Regions from separate parts of the Homo sapiens genome. Here region 1 is linked to region 2. The links are chromatin loops, found by intact Hi-C in ENCODE. Cell type or tissue: endothelial cell of umbilical vein. All regions are shown on one strand. Each heading gives the region's core, and the rest is flanking DNA. Links, peaks and the distances in the headings are about the cores only. Region 1 has its middle 160 kb from the start of CSNK1G3. Region 2 overlaps LINC01170 (long intergenic non-protein coding RNA 1170).

The links. Hi-C counts contacts between places; a loop is a spot of excess contacts. Peaks named below come from ENCODE experiments on the same cell type or tissue, not always from the same donor. Only the 100,000 strongest peaks of a DNase experiment are listed, where the experiment ranks them.
Region 1: it touches region 2 in a loop (3-fold over the local background); 3 of 110 quality-filtered maps call a loop at or near these places.

Annotation. Positions count from the first base shown.
Region 1 is chr5:123,670,196-123,680,023 of GRCh38, reverse strand. No RefSeq gene overlaps it. Among named protein-coding and RNA genes, the nearest start is that of CSNK1G3, 160 kb to the right of the region's middle. In endothelial cell of umbilical vein, for the core only: a CTCF peak has its summit at 8,868 (motif pointing left); a DNase peak (open chromatin) is centred at 8,843.
Region 2 is chr5:124,061,438-124,072,667 of GRCh38, reverse strand. LINC01170 (long intergenic non-protein coding RNA 1170) reads left to right here. Exons shown (of 6, transcript NR_125774.1): 5 at 10,158-10,250. Among named protein-coding and RNA genes, the nearest start is that of LINC01170, 370 kb to the left of the region's middle. In endothelial cell of umbilical vein, for the core only: no CTCF peak of the experiment used is centred there; a DNase peak (open chromatin) is centred at 7,477; H3K27ac peaks cover 1,859 bases.

The sequences.
Region 1 (9,828 bases), core at 7,329-9,828, 390 kb after region 2:
GCCTCCTCAAGTGGGTCCCTGACCCCCAAGCAGCCTAACTGGAAGACACCCCCCGTAGGGGCGGACTGACACCTAACACAGCCAGGTACTCCTCTGAGACAAAACTTCCAGAGGAACGATCAGGCAGCAGCATTTGCAGTTCACCAATATCCGCTGTTCTGCAGCCACTGCTGCTGATACCCAGGCAAAGAGGGTCTGGAGTGGATCTCCAGCAAACTCCAACAGACCTGCAGCTGAGGGTCCTGACTGTTAGAAGGAAAACTAACAAACAGAAAGGCCATCCACACCAAAACCCCATCTGTACATCACCATCATCAAAGACCAAAGGTAGATAAAACCACAAAGATGGGGAAAAAACAGAGCAGAAAAACCAGAAACTCTAAAAATCAGAGCACCTCTCCTCCTCCAAAGGGACACAGCTCCTCACCAGCAACAGAACAAAGCTGGACAGAGAACGACTCTGACGAGTTGAGAGAAGAAGGCTTCAGAAGGTCAAACTACTCCGAGCTAAAGGAGGAAGTTCAAGCCAATGGCAAAGAAGCTAAAAACTTTGAAAAAAAATTAGACGAACGGATAACTAGAATAACCAATGCAGAGAAGTCCTTAAAGGACCTGATGGAGCTGAAAACCAAGGCATGAGAACTACGTGACGAATGCACAAGCCTCAGTAACCATGCGATCAACTGGAAGAAAGGGTGTCAGTAATGGAAGACGAAATGAATGAAATGAAGCATGAAGAGAAGTTTAGAGAAAAAAGAATAAAAAGAAATGAACAAAGCCTCCAAGAAATATGGGACTATGTGAAAAGACCAAATCTATGTCTAATGGGTGTACCTGAAAGTGACGGGGAGAATGGAACCAAGTTGGAAAACACTCTGCAGGATATTATCCAGGAGAACTTCCCCAATCTAGCAAGGCAGGCCAACATTCAAATTCCGGAAATACAGAGAATGCCACAAAGATACTCCTCGAGAAGAGCAACTCCAAGACACATAATTGGTAGATTCACCAAAGTTGAAATGAAGGAAAAAAAGTTAAGGGCAGCCAGAGAGAAAGGTCGGGTTACCCACAAAGGGAAGCCCATCAGACTAACAGCTGATCTCTAGGCAGAAACTCTACAAGCCAGAAGAGAGTGGGGGCCAATATTCAACATTCTTAAAGAAAAGAATTTTCAGCCCAGAATTTCATATCCAGCCAAACTAAACTTCGTAAGTGAAGGAGAAATAAAATACTTTACAGACAAGCAAATGCTGAGATTTTTTCACCACCAGGCCTGCCCTAAAAGAGCTCCTGAAGGAAGGACTAAACATGGAAAGGAACAACCAGTACCAGCCACTGCAAAAACATGCCAAATTGTGAAGACCATGAAGGCTAGGAAGAAACTGCATTAACTAACGAGCAAAATAAACAGCTATCATCATAATGACAGGATCAAATTCACACATAACAATACTAAACTTAAATGTAAATTGGCTAAATGCTCCAATTAAAAGGCACAGACTGGCAAATTGGATAAAGAGTCAAGACCCATCAGTGTGCTGTATTCAGCAAACCCATCTCATGTGCAGAGACACACATAGGCTCAAAACAAAGGGATGGAGGAAGATCTACCAAGCAAATGGAAAACAAAAAAAGGCAGGGGTTGTAATCCTAGTCTCGGATAAAACAGACTTTAAACCAACAAAGATCAAAAGAGACAAAGAAGGCCATTACATAATGGTAAAGGGATTAATTCAACAAGAAGAACTAACTATCCTAAATATATATGCACCCAATACAGGAGCACCCAGATTCATAAAGCAAGTCCTTAGTGACCTACAAAGAGACTTAGACTCCCACACAATAATAACAGGAGACTTTAACACCCCACTGTCAACATTAGACAGATCAACGAGACAGAAAGTTAACAAGGATACCCAGCAATTGAACTCAGCTTTGCACCAAGCAGACCTAATAGACATCTACAGAACTCTCCACCCCAATTCAACAGAGTATACATTCTTTTCAGCACCACACCACACCTTTTCCAAAATTGACCACATAGTTGGAAGTAAAGCACTCCTCAGCAAATGTAAAAGAACAGAAACTATAATAAACTTTCTCTCAGACCACAGTGCAATCAAACTAGAACTCAGGATTAAGAAACTCACTCAAAACCGCTCAACTACATGGAAACTGAACAACCTGCTCCTGAATGACTACTGGATACATAAAGAAATGAAGGCAGAAATAAAGATGTTCTTTGAAACCAACGAGAACAAAGACACAACATACCAGAATCTCTGGGACACATTCAAAGCAGTGTGTAGAGGGAAATTCATAGCACTAAATGCCCACAAGAGAAAGCAGGAAAGATCTAAAATTGACACCCTAACATCACAATTAAAAGAACTAGAGAAGCAAGAGCAAACACATTCAAAAGCTAGCAGAAGGCAAGAAATAACTAACATCAGAGCAGAACTGAAGGAAATAGAGACACAAAAAACCCTTCAAAAAATCAATGAATCCAGGAGCTGGTTTTTTGAAAAGATCAAGAAAATTGATAGACCACTAGCAAGACTAATAAAGAAGAAAAGAGAGAAGAATCAAATAGACGCAATAAAAAATGACAAAGGGGATATCGCCACCAATCCCACAGAAATACAAACTACCATCAGAGAATACTATAAACACCTCTACGCAAATAAACTAGAAAACCTAGAAGAAATGGAAAAATTCCTCGACACATACACTCTCCCAAGACTAAACCAGGAAGAAGTTGAATCTCTGAATAGACCAATAACAGGCTTTGAAATTGAGGCAATAATTAATAGCTTACCAACCAAAAAAAGTCTAGGACCAGATGGATTCACAGCTGAATTCTACCAGAGGTACAAAGAGGAGCTGGTACCATTCCTTCTGAAACTATTCCAATCAATAGAAAAAGAGGGAATCTCCCTAACTCATTTTATGAGGTCAGCATCATCCTGATACCAAAGCCAGGCAGAGACACAACAAAAAAAGAGAATTTTAGACCAATATCCTTGATGAACATCGATGCGAAAATCCTCAATAAAATACTGGCAAACCGAATCCAGCAACACATCAAAAAGCTTATCCACCATGATCAAGTGGGCTTCATCCCTGGGATGCAAGGCTGGTTCAACATACACAAATCAATAAATGTAATCCAGCATATAAACAGAACCAAAGACAAAAACCACAATTATCTCAATAGATGCAGAAAAGGCCTTTGACAAAATTCAACAATCCTTCATGCTAAAAACTCTCAATAAATTAGGTATTGATGGGATGTATCTCAAAATAATAAGAGCTATCTATGTCAAACCCACAGCCAATATCATACTGAATGGACAAAAACTGGAAGCATTCCCTTTGAAAACTGGCACAAGACAGGGATTCCCTCTCTCACCACTCCTATTCAACATAGTGTTGGAAGTTCTGGCCAGGGTAATCAGACAGGAGTAGGAAATAAAGGGTATTTGATTAGGAAAAGAGGAAGTCAAATTGTCCGTTTGCAGATGACATGATTGTATATTTAGAAAACCCCATCGTCTCAGCCCAAAATCTCCTTAAGCTGATAAGCAACTTCAGCAAAGTCTCAGGATACACAATCAATGTGCAAAAATCACAAGCATTCTTATACACCATTAACAGACAAACAGAAAGCCAAATCATGAGTGAACTCCCATTCACAATTGCTTCTAAGAGAATAAAATACCTAGGAATCCAACTTACAAGGGATGTGAAAGACCTCTTCAAGGAGAACTACAAACCACTGCTCAATGACATAAAAGAGGATACAAACAAATGGAAGAACATTCCATGCTCATGGGTAGGAAGAATCAATATCATGAAAATGGCCATACTGCCCAAGGTAATTTATAGGTCCAATGCCATCCCCATCAAGCTACCAATGACTTTCTTCACAGAATTGGAAAAAACTACTTTAAAGTTCATATGGAACCAAAAAAGAGCCCGCATCACCAAGTCAATCCTAAGCCAAAAGAACAAAGCTGGAGGTATCACGCTACCTGACTTCAAACTACACTACAAGGCTACAGTAACCAAAACAGCATGGTACTGGTACCAAAACAGAGATATAAACCAATGGAACAGAACAGAGCCCTCAGAAATAATGCTGCATATCTACAACCATCTGATCTTTGACAAACCTGACAAAAACAAGCAATGGGGAAAGGATTCCCTATTTAATAAATGGTGCTGGGAAAACTGGCTAGCCATATGTAGAAAGTTGAAATGATCCCTTCCTTACACCTTATACAAAAATTAATTCAAGATGGATTAAAGACTTACATGTTAGACCTAAAACCATAAAAACCCTAGAAGAAAACCTAGGCAATACTATTCAGGACATAGGCATAGGCAAGGACTTCATGTCTAAAACACCAAAAGCAATGGCAACAGAAGCCAAAATTGACAAATAGGATCTAATTAAACTAAAGAGCTTCTGCACAGCAAAAGAAACCACCATCAGAGTGAACAGACAACCTACAGAATGGGAGAAAATTTTCACAACCTACTCATCTGACAAAGGGCTAATATCCAGAATCTACAATGAACTCTAACAAATTTACAAGAAAAAACAAACGACCCCATCAAAAAGTGGGCAAAGGATAGGAACAGACACTTCTCAAAAGAAGACTTTCATGCGGCCAAAAAACACATGAAAAAATGCTCATCATCACTGGCCATCAGAGAAATGCAAATCAAAACCACAATGAGATACTGTCTCACCCCAGTTAGAATGGCGATCATTAAAAAGTCAGGAAACAGCAGTTGCTGGAGAGGATGTGGAGAAATAGGAACATTTTTACACTGTTGGTGGGACTGTAAACTAGTTCAACCATTGTGGAAGTCAGTGTGGCGATTCCTCAGGGATCTAGAACTAGAAATACCATTTGACCCAGCCATCCTATTACTGGGTATATACCCAAAGTATTATAAATCATGCTGCTATAAAGACACATGCACACGTATGTTTATTGTGGCACTATTCACAATAGCAAAGACTTGGAACCAACCCAAAAGTCCAACAATGATAGACTAGATTAAGAAAATGTGGCACATATACATCATGGAATACTATGCAGCCATAAAAAATGATGAGTTCATTTCCTTTCTAGGGACATGGATGAAGCTGGAAACCATCATTCTCAGCAAACTATCGCAAGGACAAAAAACCAAACACCGCATGTTCTCACTCATAGGTGGGAACAATGGGAACACATGGACACAGGAAGGGGAATATCAGACACCGGGGACTGTTGTGGGGTGGGGGGAGGGGGGAGGGATAGCATTAGGAGATATACCTAATGCTAAATGACGAGTTAATGGGTGCAGCACACCAACATGGCACATGTATACATATGTAACAAACCTGCACATTGTGCACATGTACCCTAAAACTTAAAGTATAATAATAATAATAATAATAAACAATGATATGGGCCGGGCACAGTAGCTCATACCTGTAATCCCAGCACTTTGGGAGGCCAAAGTGGGTGGATCCGTTGAGGTCAGGAGTTCGAGACCAGCCTGGCCAACGTGGTGAAACCTCCTTGTCTCTACCAAAAAAAAAACAAAAATTAGCCAGGCGTGGTGGTGGATGCCTATAGTCCCAGCTACCAGGGAGGCAGAGGTTGGAGAATCACTTGAACACGGGATGCAGAGGCTGCAGTGAGCCGAGATCGCGCCACTGCACTCCAGCCTGGGCGACAGAGTGAGATCTGCCTCAAAAAAAAAAAAAAAAACACGTTTACCTTCAAGTTATCTTTGCAATTATGGAGGATGGGGTGCAAGAAAGAAGGCAAACAGAAAACAGGCATCAACATGACTTTTACTAGGTAATTCTAAGTCATGCCAGCATTTCCTGTCCATCATGTTTGCAATCTAGGAGGAAGAGGAAAAAATATAATGTAATTTTATTTAAACTCAGAGCCTAATCACCAATGACCTTTAATCTCTGAAATCAGTACTACTGCCCATATGCTAAATGCAATTATGAAATTTGATTTCCTATATGTAGTACGCAATGAAACTGTTTTAATTGACACTGATATATATCTGTAATAACTTCTGTAGAAATTAAAAATCAATGCCAATTTCAACTCTCTGGGTAATTTTTTATTGAACAGATAAAAAATTCACATGAGTTCAACACTTGCAAATGGCAAAACAACAAATAAAACAAAAAAAAAACAACAACAAATAAAACAACAAAAAAACACAGCACTCTACTATTATAAACCCAGAACCAGTCTTTAGGCTACAGGGCTTACCAAGCTCATTGAACAAACTTGCTCAACCCTAAGTTGGCTTCAGAATTTAGGGAGACTCCCAAAATGTTCTGACAAGCAGGAACGCCTCAATAACTTTCACATTTTCTCTACTCCTACCCTCATATCAAACCACCAGCACTTCTATGCTTCATTCGCTTTTCTGAGACCTTTTTGTCCAGCCTTAAATGAGATACAGCTGAGGATAATGGAGTAAATCTCACTATAATCAAACTAGGTCCCTGTATTCAGACACCACACACTGGGAGGCCAGGTACACTGACCCAGGTTCCAGTGGTTGGCCTTTGATTAGACTATGCTAACCAGAAGAGTCAACATAAATGAAACAATGTGCATGAATGCAGGAATGCACACACACACACCACTGGGTAATTGGCGAGACAGCTGTTGCTGAAGCTGTTGCAACTTACAGTTGGCATTTATAGGTAACAAGTTCCCAGTACCTTTCATCACCAGTGGGAGGGACAGCATTGTCCTGTGGGCACTCGATATCTCTGAGCACCAGGCAGATTGAAAACAAGCCTCTCCTAAAAGGACAGTCAGCCCCTCTCTGGTGCATTCACTTCAGCTTTTCCTTCCTAAACTGCTGGCTAGAATTTAACAAGACTTTACAGACAGCAAATGCTGCAGATTGGGAAAGCTGTCAGAGCTATTATTTCCTTTTTCTTTCCCACATTGATTTCATTCGAAACTGAACATATCAGCAATTAAGCCTGTCAAATCTAGCATTCAACTTCCTATATAATTTTGAAAGTATTCCCTGTTGTCATCAGGCCGTCTGTGGTTGGGTCCTCTGTATGAATTCCCACAGGGACACGATCATACCAGGGGTCCAAGTCAGGTAGTATCTTTTCCAGGAATCCAAGCCAAGTAGTATTCCTCATAATAAGAAATATAAAGGTGAAGCATAATAAGAAATATATTCTTGTGTTAAAAAGAAGAGGAATAGAAGTGAATTGTATAGCAATAGAAATTGTATTCAGCTGGGTTGGGAAAAACCTGTGCAAAACTAGTGCATGGTCTAATTTTTATAATATAGATTTGTATTTATTTGTAAGTGTGTGTATGTATGTGTGTGTGTGCATACATATATATAGAGGGAGTGCTAGACTGTAACAAATAATAGCATGGTAAGATATATGCTTTTATTTATTTTCACTTATCCATATTTTCTAAGGTTTCTACGGTAATCTTGCATTAGTTTTCTTTTATAAAAAATGTTTAACTAGCGTGAGATGAGCTATAGGAAGAATGTGTGTGGAACATAAATCTCCTTATATAGGGCCAGAAAACCCAACTGTGTATAAACAGAAGGAAATATACAATTGTATGTAAGTAAACATACACAGAGCTCAGGAAAATAGAGTTGAGCCTGTGAAAACAGCAGAGCTGGAATCGCCTCCCCAGAATATTTATATCCACCCACAAAGTTATTTATATAAACTCATGGTCCAAGACTTCCCATGCTACATTCTTGCCATTTACACAGGCCCAGTGGCCCCAGAAGAGCCTCCTTTACAACTCTACTGTTGAGTACTTTAACCTTGCTCTGACATATAAATTCAAATGGCAATATATTATAATATGGGAATCTTCTCCAATCATGGAGCAGAAAAAAAAAGGAAAGTAAAGCCACCAAACTCTTCCAAATGCCATTTTTTTTGGGAGAAATAAGGGGCCAGAGGAGAAGAAGGGGTGGTTTAAAAACAAACAAAAAAATGATTCCCTCCTTTCAAGCCAAAAGCACGAAATCGTAACCGCCTTATAAATTTACCAATTTGTGCTCCATGTAAATCTCAAATGGGAGTTCTCCTAGTGAACCCTCCCCTAGAAAGTTGTTGCCAGGATGTTTATAGAATCATTACTGGTAAGTTTTTTTTTTTCTGCAGGAAAAGTCTCAGCTGCAGCTCCATTATTTGGGGGGTACAAAATGTATTTCAGGAAGCAGTATGCTCTTTTATTTTTTTTAAAGACTAATTCAGATCGTAATTATATTCTCACAAAGAAATTGAGAAATAGGAAATTTTTTTGGTAGATCAATGGCTTTATTCAAGCAACAGCTCATGAATAAATCTCTTTTTAAAGACCTAAAATGTGACACAAGCTCATTATTAAAAAATATTCAAATAACTAAGTATATAGCTTTAAGGGGAAAAGCTGTAGTATAGCATTCTGAACCAGAGCTGCATTCTCAATGATAAATCTTTTTTTTTTTAATTATTGGGGAAAGTACATTTTTGGTTAGATTAAAATGAGATCTGTGAGATCACTTTTCCTACAGATATTTCAACTGTAACAAAATAATGCAACACTAATCTGTAAGACTTTTTCGGTAATAGATGTTTTTCCTCAGTAAATCAATGCAAAGGCTAATTGGGGTGGAAGGTGGCTATCTCTCGTGGTTATAAATACATTTGCATTGCTATCAATCTTTTTTCCACCACCAATGTTAAACGAGGCTGAACAACCTAAAGAGGAGAAAAAAAAAAAAAAAAAAAAAAAAAATTGAAGTTCAATGTTAGCACATAGTAAATGCTGCCATCAAGTGGCCGAATGGAGAGTTGCCCTAACCAAAAAAGTTGTCACCTAAATTACTAACACAATGTTTAAAACCAGGAATCAATCTTACTCATAGTTTGACATATGTTTTTATTATAATCAGGGGCAGTATGCGGTCTGTGGCCCATTTTTGTATGGCCCTCAAGCTAAAAATGTGGCCCATAAAGTCTAAAAAAAAAAAACAAAACAACAAAACTCTGCAAGTGAATATTCCTACAGTAGCTTACTACTAAATCATATGTCCTGATCTCTTATTCTGTCTGTTGCAAGTTATATGTTGGTGACATTGACCTTGGACCATTTAATGTTAAGTCGTTGAATTCTATTTTCTGATGTAAAAGTAAATTGTTTTATTTAGTACTCTGAGCACCTAATATATGCAAACTTCATTTTAATAATTTTCACTTCTCATTGCTTAGGACCAACTTTGAAGTGGATGGGATATGTCTGAATAATAACAAGTAATTTCCCTAAAAGACAACCTAATGCTTTCACATATTAGACAGTGTGAGATACAGCTTTTCAAGTCCTTGAACATCCACCCCCATGTCTCTATGATTAATTGTAATATTAGTGATATTATTTCAATTTCATGTGTCAAGAAAGAAAAGTCTGATATGATGTTGAGAATCACAAAAATATGTACTTTTTTAAGTCAACAGATTTAATAGTGGTCATGAGAAACAAATTTTTCTTTTATTTGCAAAATAACAGATGCAAAGCATTGCCTACAAGTTAGAATGTTTATTCACAAAGACATTATAAATGATGCAGACAAATAGCTAATCATTGCTCAGTGAACAAACATTTTAAGTATGCATTTCATAATTAATAAAATTTTGAAAGTAGGCACAGGTTTTGAGGTTTCCAAAGTTCTATCATACTTATAATATAAAATATTTCTCAAAGTATAGTCACCATTCCTGGCAATGAAATTATAAGAAGTGCT
Region 2 (11,230 bases), core at 6,302-8,801:
AGTGTTATATCTGATCATAGTTTGGAAGAGGGAGACAAAGACAGAACTTTCTAATCAAATGAAAACTTACCCTAATATTTAATGTTCTTAAACAGTTGTGAAGGTTCATAAGAGGAAAACAATAGTCTCCCTTGTGTTGATCAATAACAGTGCTAACCCTGTAGATAGAAAATAAGGGGGAACCATAAATTATCCTCTCTTAAAACCTCTTTCCCCATATATATCAGATTTTACTCTTGCCCCTTTGGTATCTGTATTCTCACATCGTTAGCGTTGTACATATCTCTCTCACTGGAGTTTCAGTCAGGATTCTTTCTGCTGCAAAAGGCAGAAAATCTAACTAAAGGAAAGATATTTCAATGACTTAGGTAACACGTAAAGCTCAAGGGTTGGGTGTTTTGAGAGCAACGCAGATAACATGACCAGGACACAGGCTCTGTTTTCTTCCCCATGGGCCTGTCATTTCCAGGCTCCACATGATTGCATAAATACCTGCTGCAACCTATAACCTCCCGGATTTGAGTCTCACAAGAAAGACAGTGTGACCCACAATAGCATCAACAAAAGTCCCATTGACTTTTACTGGCTTTTCAGATCACTCATCCATTCTAAGCCAATTTTAGTGATCATGGAAAACAATTTTGGGGGTGCCAAGTCTAAGTCACAGAGTTACCCGTGGATCTAGGAGTAAAATGAATTCCACCCAAAGCACAAAGCTTAGGAGAAGGGCAAGGAAAAATTACATAGAGGATAATTAATGTGTTATTATCAGCAGATAGATGAATGGATAACAAAATCTGGTTTTCTATACCTACCTTATAGTTCTAATCCTGCCAAACCCATTTTCAAAGACTCCAAATGACCTTTTTGTCTCTTGCATAAAGTCCAAAATCCTTATGTGGCATTCAAGATTTTCAGCAGTCAGAATTTATATCTTACCATGCTTCCTTCTGCATTCTAGGCTCCAGTTTGTTACCAAAATGTCTTTGTTCTCTTTTGACTTTTGAATTCCTTGCCTGCCTCCCCTCTCCATTTTGTTGACATCTTTTATATTATTGAAAATCCAGCTCAAATGCCACTTGTGTCACCCCCAGGAAAGGGCTAGGCTGGAAGGGTAGAGGTGGAAATGATGAGAAGTGAACCCGTTTGACAACTATTTGAGAGGTGGTCTCAAGAATCACATCCAGGTTTTTATTTTCAATTACCAGTACATTTGAGATACCATTTACTAAATATCATTATTTAGAATAGTCCTATCTCTAAGGAGAAAGGCAGGTAGTCTGGGCCAAGCTAAAGAAATTTCAGAACAAATGTACTCTACTGGATTCCTCTCCTAGTTTTGAATAAAGATCACATGCAGCAACTTCCTGTTGATTCTATGGCTCCGGGAGTGGAATCTAATCTTTCCCAAACTGATCCTTTCCTGCCACCACGTTGTTTTCCTTAACAATTTCAGGCTGAGAACCAGCTGGGGAAACAGATGCTATCGGTACTAAGATGTTTCAGTTGGAGTCTTGACATTTACTGACAGTCCGCATATTAGAACAGTCTATGGTGCTCCCACCTTCATGATTCCTCCCTGCTCCATAAAATCTGTGCCCAAGCTTTCCAGCACTCTGTCCTTTATCTCCTGACTAGTCTCTCTGCCTAGCAGAAATAGATATATAAAACCGGCATTTCAGCACCCTTCCGAATTTGTAACCAGACGTTCTTTGCACAAAGGACTGATAATCTTTTCCCATTTCACTGTTTCTAGAGATAAACACTTGTGGATTTATGTTGCTACGTCTGTGAAATTTTGATTTGATTTTAAGAAGATAGTATTGTGATTCTGTTCTCTCAAATAGCATCTGCTTCTTTTGAAACTTGTTCTGAATTTATAAGAGCATATGATTGTCAGAGAACTATTAATATTGCCAATGTTGTAAAGTTTACAGATCTCTCTCATATATATCATTATAAGATTATCTCAGAATACTGAGAGGTAGGCATTGTTATATGAGACAATTGAGACTCAGAGGAACCAAGTGAACTCTGATGTTATACTGCTGGAAAATAGTGCCACAGGTCTCAAAGTCATGGTCAAATCTCATGCTTTTATTTTTGTTTTGATACAGCAACTTATTTGATGTAAAGGGTGAAGAGGTTATATTTCCAAATATTCCACTATATTCTATTTGAATGTAAAGTTATTTTCTATCAAGGCCTCCAGAAATATTTATAGAAAGTGCTCTAATGGTTCCAGAGCAGGTTATCCAGAGCATTACAACAAAACTTAATGACTAGAAGGGTTAGTTTTCCTTCAAGAAAACCTCTATTTCACAACAGCAGTCTTGACTCTTTAGGCAACTTATAAACTTGTTTCTTAAGTTACTACAAGAAAACAGAAAAAGAGTACAGGCTATGTACTCCTGGGAACACAATTCAGAATATAAGCTGTGCAGCCAATATGTCAATTTCATTTTCATTTGGCAAAGGCAACAATTTCTATACCAAATGTCATGGACTCCCACCTTAACTCAAGGGCACACAGGACCTGTTAGGATGCCTCAGATTTAGAATGCAGAGCATCGCTCCCGGGAAATCTCATCAACCCTCCTCCAATGAGAATATATTTATATTTGCTATTTATGTTTTCAAAAGTGTGTTGGATGAAAACAAGTAAATTCTTCAAGTCCTTTGGAAATAAAGCAAAATTTTGTACCACATCTATACCTATATGTTATTATTTTGATATTTGTTTTTAAATTGTTAAAATGTTATGAATTTGAGTGATAGAAATGCATAAAGTCTAACCCTGAGATATTTCCAACAGGGCTTATAGAGATGAAGTAATCTGCCTGAGTAAGATGGCTGAGCTAGAAGTTGAATCCAGGCATTCTGAACTCTGGTTTAACAGCTAAGAAGGGTTAGAGTATACAGCCATAATGGGTATATATTAATGGATTAAAAAATGCTTCAGCTCCTCAACTACCAAATAAATTGGCCAACCTGATTGACCTCTTAACTCTTTTTTTTATTTCTTACTTTAAAAGGTTTTATGTATAATCAGGTTGCCTTCCCACTCCTATCCTCAAAATGTCCAAGTTATACTGAGACAAGATGTTTTTAGATCAGTCTAGATTGTTTCAGGAAAGTTCACCCTAGGTAAAACCAAGCATAATATTCTAATGAGAGCTACTGGTCATCTCCTTTGTGATAGTTAGTTTTACTTATCAACATAGCCAGGCTGTAATACCCAATAATCTGATTGAATGCTCATCTAGATGTTGCAATGAATGTATACCGTAGAAATGGTTAACATCTATATCTCTATATGTCTATCTTAATCTATTGGTTCTATTTTTCTGGAGACCTTGACTGATACAGATTTCAGTACTAAGAGTGGTTATAGAGGAACAGGATCTTAAGGATCAATTCTTTGAAATGATTTGGAGTTTCTGTAATTGATTCTCTAATCTGATTATATTTAAAGACACTAATGATTATTTCCAGTGGTAAAGAGGGCACTGATAGTCCACAGTGTGATATAGCAATAGAGATAGGCAAAATATCACTGGATACAATGATACAAAGTATCATTGGATACTCCAAATCAAAAACTTATAAGAAGCAAGGTTCCGGCTTTCTGTTGATTCTCCTTAGGGACCATCTATACCACTCCTTTTTTGCTTTTAGACCTATAACTTGACTGAAGTTCCAGCAGGCCTGAAAGGGTGAGGTACAACACGTGGCTATAAGGACATGCACTACCCTCCAAAAGAGCTTCATGATTTTCTATTTATACAGGCAGGAATCTGGGGAATACATGTAGGAATGGATATTAAGGGTGTGGAATAATAGTAGAAGAAGCATAAAGTTGGATCAGGCCAAATTTATTGATATATTCTCACTGAGCAGATATTCTGGGTTTAATGTTGCAGCTTGGGGGATTAGAAAGGGTTTTAGCTATTTATTTGGTTGGCTGAAACATAGACCAAAAAGTGCCCCACTATAAGTACAGTTGACATGCCAGAACTGGCATGGTATATTGTAAAGAATCCAAAGTCTTCAGGATTGGGGTATTTTTAGGGTAGATTTATCATTTAAGACTTGCTCGCCCACCCAAGAATGGTCCACAGATATATCTTTCATCATGACTGTGAATAATAAATTTGTGAAGGGAGTCCCAATATCCTTGAAGAGCTTTGTGATTGCTTTTTTCTGTAGGTTGGAATTATCATGGGAACTGCTACTACTGAATTAAGAAGCCCAGATACCATGGGAATAACTGGATCCCTTGGGTTGCAGGGGCAAAGTGGTAACATTCAATCTCAAAAGGCAAGTTGGGCACGGATATCATAATGGACAGCAGTGTCAAACGGGCAGTCGTAATAATCTGACTCACAGAGACCTGTGACATTGGCTAGTTGATCATAGTGTTCTTAGAAGTGAAATAGGTAGGAAGCCTACTAAATTATTACTTGATCTGTAAAAGTGGAGAGTTTTAGGTCAAGTAAACAAAAGTCCAACTTGAGTAATAAAAACAGAGTCATGTCCACTCAATCAAACCCCAGACTTCAGCAAGTTTGCAGACCAGAACCCCTTGAATGAAGAGGAGGCTGAGGATCCTTGAGGAAGGACCCCACCACACTGCCAAAAACTTATACTATTAATCTTTCTTCCAGCCTTTCCCAAAGAGACCCATAGCTGTTTACCAGAGTGACTGTTCACTGGGAAAAAGGAAATAAGCAGATATTTCAGATATTACTGGAACCTGGCTATAAATTGGCATTAACTGTAGGAGACCCAAAATGTCACTGTGGTCCACCATTTCGAGTACAGAAATATGGAGATCAGTGTTCAATGAAGTTTTAGCTCAGATCCATCTCACAATGGGTCCAGTGGATTCCTGAACTCATTATATGGTTATTTCCCCAGCTCTGGAATACATAATTTGAACATACCTGGTAACTGGTTGAATCTCCATGTTAGCTCCCTGACCTGTGGGTTGAGGGCTATTATGCAGAAAAGGACAAGTGGAATCCATGAGAACTGCCTCTATCTAGGAAATAATAAACCAAAAGCAATACTGCATTCCTGAAAGGATTGCAGAGATTAGTGACACCATCAAGGACTTGAGTGATGAAGGGGTAGTGATTGTTATCACATCCTCATCAAACTTGCTTATTTGGGCTGTACTGAACACAAATTTTGGAGAATGACAGTGGCTTAACCAGATAGTGACTCTGATTGCAGCTGCTCTGGTAGATGAATTTCATTGCTAGAACGAGGTAATGTATGCATTTGTATCTGGTATGCAGGTATTGATTTGACAAATGGCTTCTCCTGTTTTTTAGTAAAGTATACCAGAAGCAGTTTGCTTTCAGCTAACAAAACCAGCAACACACCTTCACTGTCCTACCTCAGGGACATATCAGCTTTCTAGCCCCGTGTTATAGTTTATTGTGCAGAGATCTTGATTGCCTTTCCCTTCACAAGATATCACATTAATCTACTACATTGATGGCATTATGCTGATTAGATCTAGTGAGCAAGAAGCAACACTATTCTAGACTTATTGGTAAGACATTTGCAAGTCAGAGGGTAAAAAATATGTTTCACAAAAATCTAGGGGCCTTCTACCACAAGGAAATTTCTAGCAGTGCAGTGTTGTGGAGCATGTCAAGATATCCCTTCTAAGATGAGGAATAAGTTTTTGCAGCTGACCTCTCTTACAACCCCAAAAGTGGCACAATGCTTAGTGGACCTTTTTGGATTTTAGAGGCGACGTATTCCTCATTCGAGTGTATTACTGATTGACCCAAAAAGCTGCTAGTTTTGAGTAGGTCACTGAATAAGAGAAGGCTCTGCAACAGGTCCATTCTGGTGCACAAGCTGCTTTACCACTTGGGCCATAAGACCCAGCAGATCCAATGGTGCTTGAAGTGTTAGTCACAGATGGAGACCTGTTTGGAGTCTTTGGCAGACCCCAATAGGTAAATCAGCACTGGCCTTTAGGATTTTGGAGCAAAGCCCTGCTACCTTTTGCAGATAAATACTCTCCTTTTGAGAAGCAGCTTTTGCCTGCTACTGGGCCTTAGTAGAGACAGAATGCTTGATCATGGGCCACCAAGTTAACATGCCATCTGAATTGCCCATCATGAACTAAGTGTTATCTGACCCACCAAGCCATAAGTTTCATGAAGAAATGGCCCAAATGCCCATGGTCTCCACACCTGCTACAATATATTCTTTCTCAATCCATACTTATGGATTTTCCCTAAAATCAATGACTGTGGAGGCAAAACACTCAAGTCTGAATTACAGATGGTCCTGTACAATATGTAGGCATAATCCAAAAATAGACATCTACAGCACTATAGTCCTTTATAGGACATTCCTAAAGGACAATGGTGAAGGGAAATCTCCACAGTGAGCAGAACTTCAAGAAATGTACCTGGTTGTTCATTTACTTGGAAGGAGAAATGGCAGAAGTACAAGTATATATCAATTCATGAGTTGTGGCTAATGTTTTAGCTGGATGGTCAGGAACTTGGAAGAAACCCGATTCAAAAATGGTGACAGGGAGGCTTGGAGAAGAGGCATATGCACACACACACATCCTATTGGTTCTGCTTTTCTGGAGAACCTCTCTGAATGAGCAAAAATGTGAAGATATTTGTGTCCCATGTGAATGCTCACCAAGGAGTAAATTCAGCAGAGGAGTATTTTAATAATCAAGTGTATAGGATGACTCTTTCTGTGGATAATAGCCTCTGTTTCCAGCCACTTCTGCCATTGCCTAGTGGGCTCATGAACAAAGTGGCCATGATGGCAAGGATGGATTCAGCAACATGGACTTCTATTCACCAAAGCTGACCTGACAACAGCCATCACTGAGTGATCAATCTGCCGGCAGCCAAGAACAACACTGAGTCCCAATATGGCACCATTCTCTGGGGTGACCAGCTAGCCATCTAGTGGAAGGTTGATGATATTGGAGTGCTTCCATCGTGGAAGGGGAAGTGCTGTGATCTTACCAGAATAGACACTCTAGATACAGAATTGCCTCCTTGCATGCACTGATTCTGCCAAAACTACCATCTGTGGACTTACAGGATGACTTATCCACCATCATGGCATTTCCCAGCATTGCTTCTGATCCAATAACCCACCCACTTCACAGAAAATAAAGTGTAGCAACAGGCACATGCTTATGGAATTCACTGGTCTTACTATGTTTTCTATCATCCTGAAGCAGCTGCCTTGATAAAATGGTAGGATAGGCTTTTGAAGACTCAATTGCAATGCCAGTTGGGTGACAATACCTTAGAGAACTTGGCCAGTGTATTTCAGGAGGCTGTATATGCTCTAAATCAGCATCCAAGATCTGGTGCTGTTTCTCCCACAGCCAGGATTCATGAATACAGAAATCAAGGAAATGAGTGGAAATGTGAGTAGCACCACTGATCATTACCCCTGGTGACACACTGGCAACATTTTGTTTCCTGTCTCCATGATCTCATACTCTGCTGACCTTAGAGGTCTTAGTTCCAAAGGGAGAAATGTTTCCACCAGGAGACAAAACAATGATTCTACTGAACTGGATGTTAAGATAGCCACTGGCCACTTTGGGTTCCTCATGCTTCTGACTCAACGGGCAAAAAATATACCTGTTTGTATACTGACTGATGTGATTGATCCTGATTACCAAGGGAAAATTGGCCTGCTACTACATAATGGAGAGAAGGAAGAGTATGTCTGAAATATAGGAGCTCCCTTAGGGCATCTCTTAGTATTATCATGCCTTGTGATTAATGTTAATGGAAAACTGCAACATCACAATTCAGGCAGCACTATTAATGACCTAGATCCTTTAGGAATAGAAGTTTGTGTCACTCCACCAGGTAAAGGGCATAGTGGAAGAAGGTAGTTTAAATACCAGCTAAAACGATGTGACCATTTGCATAAATAAAAATTGAAATTGTTACAAGCCTTTCTTCCTTATTTTCTTATTTTGGTGGTTTTTTTTTGAGACAGAGTCTCACTCCTTCACCCAGGCTAGAGTGCAGTGGTGTGATCTTGGCTCACTGCAACCCGTGCCTCCTGGGTTCAAGAAATTCTCATGCCTCAGCCTCCTGAGTAGCCAGAATTACAGAGGAGTGTCACCACACCCAGCTAATTTTTGTATTTTTAGTAGAGAAGGGGTTTTGCCATGTTGGCCAGGCTGGTCTCAAACTCCTGACCTCAAGTGATCTATCTGCCTCAGCCTCCCAAAGTGCTGGGATTACAGCTGTCAGCTAACATGCCCTGCCTATTTTCTTATTTTGTTATAAATTTGTGTGTATGTATGTGTGTAAGTGTAGGTGTGTTTGTGTGTATGTATGGCAAATATCTCTGTTTTCTTTTCTCTCCTCTTATCATAATGACATAAGACATATTAAATAATAGCTACCTTTCCACCATAGCATTTAAGTTACAGGACATCAAAGAGAAGAGTGAACATTATCCAAGGACTTTGCATCCCTTTGGGGAAAGAGTATATTTTTTTGTCATACACTACATAGTTGTATCATGTTAGGTGGATACAATAAAAGTGTGACTTGTTACTGTTTTATTGTTTTTACTTTGGAGATTAAGTGTGTTGTAAGGAGATGTGTATGGCTGCCAATTTGACAAGAGGTGGACTGTGATGGTTAGTCTTATGTGTCAATTTGATTAGGCTATAGTACCCAGTTATTTATTGAAACACTAATCTAGGTGGTACTGTGAAGATATTTTTGTAGACAAGGTTACTCTCTACAATCAGTTGACTTTACATAAAAAAATTACCATCAATAATGTGGGTGGGCCTCACGCAAGCAGTTGCCTTAAAAAAGCAAAAACTGAGGTTTCTCAGAAAATAAGAAATTCTATCTCAAGACTCCTGCTTGAGTTTCCAGCCTACTAGCCTACCCTGCTGATTTTGGACTTGCCAGCCCCCATAATCAAATTCCTTAAAATTTGTCAGTCTGTCTATATACCTATATATATATTCATATAATTGTATTATAGTTATACATTATATATTATATAGTTATATATGAACATCTACACACACACATACACACACACACCCTATTGATTCTGCTTCTTTAGAGAACCCTAATTGAAATACACCTGTAAATTATAGCTCTAAAATTAATTGCCCTTTTTGCTCCTTTTAATTTTATTAAATTTTATTTACAAAAATAATACATGCTTATTTTAATAAGCTCAACAATATAGGCTTATAGAAGTGAAATGTTAATATTCTTCACTTTTCTTTCCTCTAAACCTATTTCTGTTTTTGTATACCTTTCTATACTTTTCTTAATAAAACACATACATACACAAATGCACATTCATGTTCACATGTCTATAATTTATTGTGTTTTTTTTAAAGGTGGCTATATTCTACATAACACTCTATAATTTGCTTTTTAAATTAAGCAATACATTATATAACTGCCTCTAAGCAAATACTTATAGGGCCCATTTTAAAATAGTTGCATACCAGTCACTATATTGACCATAACTTAACCAAGCATTTCCTTATCAATAGCGTTTTGGGTTGTTTTAATAATTTTTGTAGTTTAAATATGACTGCCTTAAACATATTTGTACTTCCGACTTTACCTACTCATCTTTTTGTATATTTTCAAAATTGGGATGTCTAGGTCAATGGGTATTGATAGATTCTTTTCATAAAGGTTGTAGCAATTCTTTATTCTACCAGCAAAGTATGTTGCCCTATATTCTCACCAGCACTTGATATTAGTTTTCAATGTGAAGAATAGAAAGTGAGATCTCATTTATATTTTATTTTACATTTCCTTGCTACCAACATGTTTGACCATATATTCATATGGTTAAGAGGTGGTTGGCCTTTCTTTTTCTATTACTTGCTTCTTCATTTCATTTTCCATATAGCATTACTTTCCTTTATGTTTACTTACTAATAAAAAATAATTTATTTTTATGAGACAAGGCCTCACTTTGTTGTCCAGGCTGGAATGCAGTGGCATGATCACAACACACTACAGCCTCAGTCCCCTGGGTTCAAGCAATCCTCCCACCTTGGCCTCCTGAGTAGCTGGGGCTACAGGTACGTGCCACCATGCTCAACTAATTTTTTTTTTATTTTTATGTTTTAGATATGGGGTCTCACTATGTTGTCCATGCTGATCTCAAACTCCTGGGCTCAAGCAATCTTCCCACCTCAGCCTCCCAAAGTGCTGGGATTACAGGCAAGAGACACTATGCTTGGAATTTTTTGTTTGTTTGTTTGTTTTTAACAATCTCCAAGAAAGTTTCATTTTGCTGCATATGGCCTTTCAATTTACCTAATGTGGCCACAGGCATAAAGGAGTCGAGTCAATGTTTCATAGATTATTGCAGTTTATGGCACTGACACCACCACTTACCCTCAGTGAGAAAAACAAAGGACCAGCAAAAGGTGATGATGTGGTAGACCTTGAAATTTCTGTCAATGGCACATCAACTAAAGAAATTCTAAAGAAAAATCATCTTGTCAACTTCTTAAGACTAGAAATGTATTTAGACTGCAATATAGATCTAATGCCCAGCTTGCAGAATTGCAGAATTTTCCAATTTGGTGTTGCTCTAGGTTAAAAAATGTACCAGCTGAAAAATGTGAATTGGAATCATTTGCCATTGGTTCCTAATATAATGACTGATTTCCCACTCTGGATTCAGCAAGCTGCAGGCAATGGGTTTGAACTGAGTCCAGGTGGAAAGGGGCCAGACATATTAAATTTAAGGCCTCTATTGCACAACTCCCTACAGAAATTGTACAAATAATGTAGCTGAAGTGCTTTCTGCATGCTGTGTAACCCAACTCTTTTGGCAACCTGATTAATTCCTTGCCATTTTCTGTAGTACGCACAGTTAGGAAGTATACTAAAAGGTGACAGAAACCATAATAGAAGCTGTCAAGGATTACATTCAAGATGTTATCCTCTTCATTTTCAGTTTAGAAAAACATTTTTCAAAAAAAAGGCCTCATAAAGCTTGGATATAATAATTACTCCTCGGTGCTATTTTCCTTTTGTTAATACCACTAATATTAGTAATAAATAAGTCCAACCCCAGAGATGATTGTTATTCTAAATTTATCCTGTATTCTACAGAGCTGAATATAAATATATATGCAGACTTACTAAAAACTATCTATCTTAGTTAATACAAAAAAAGCTTTTAATTGGAC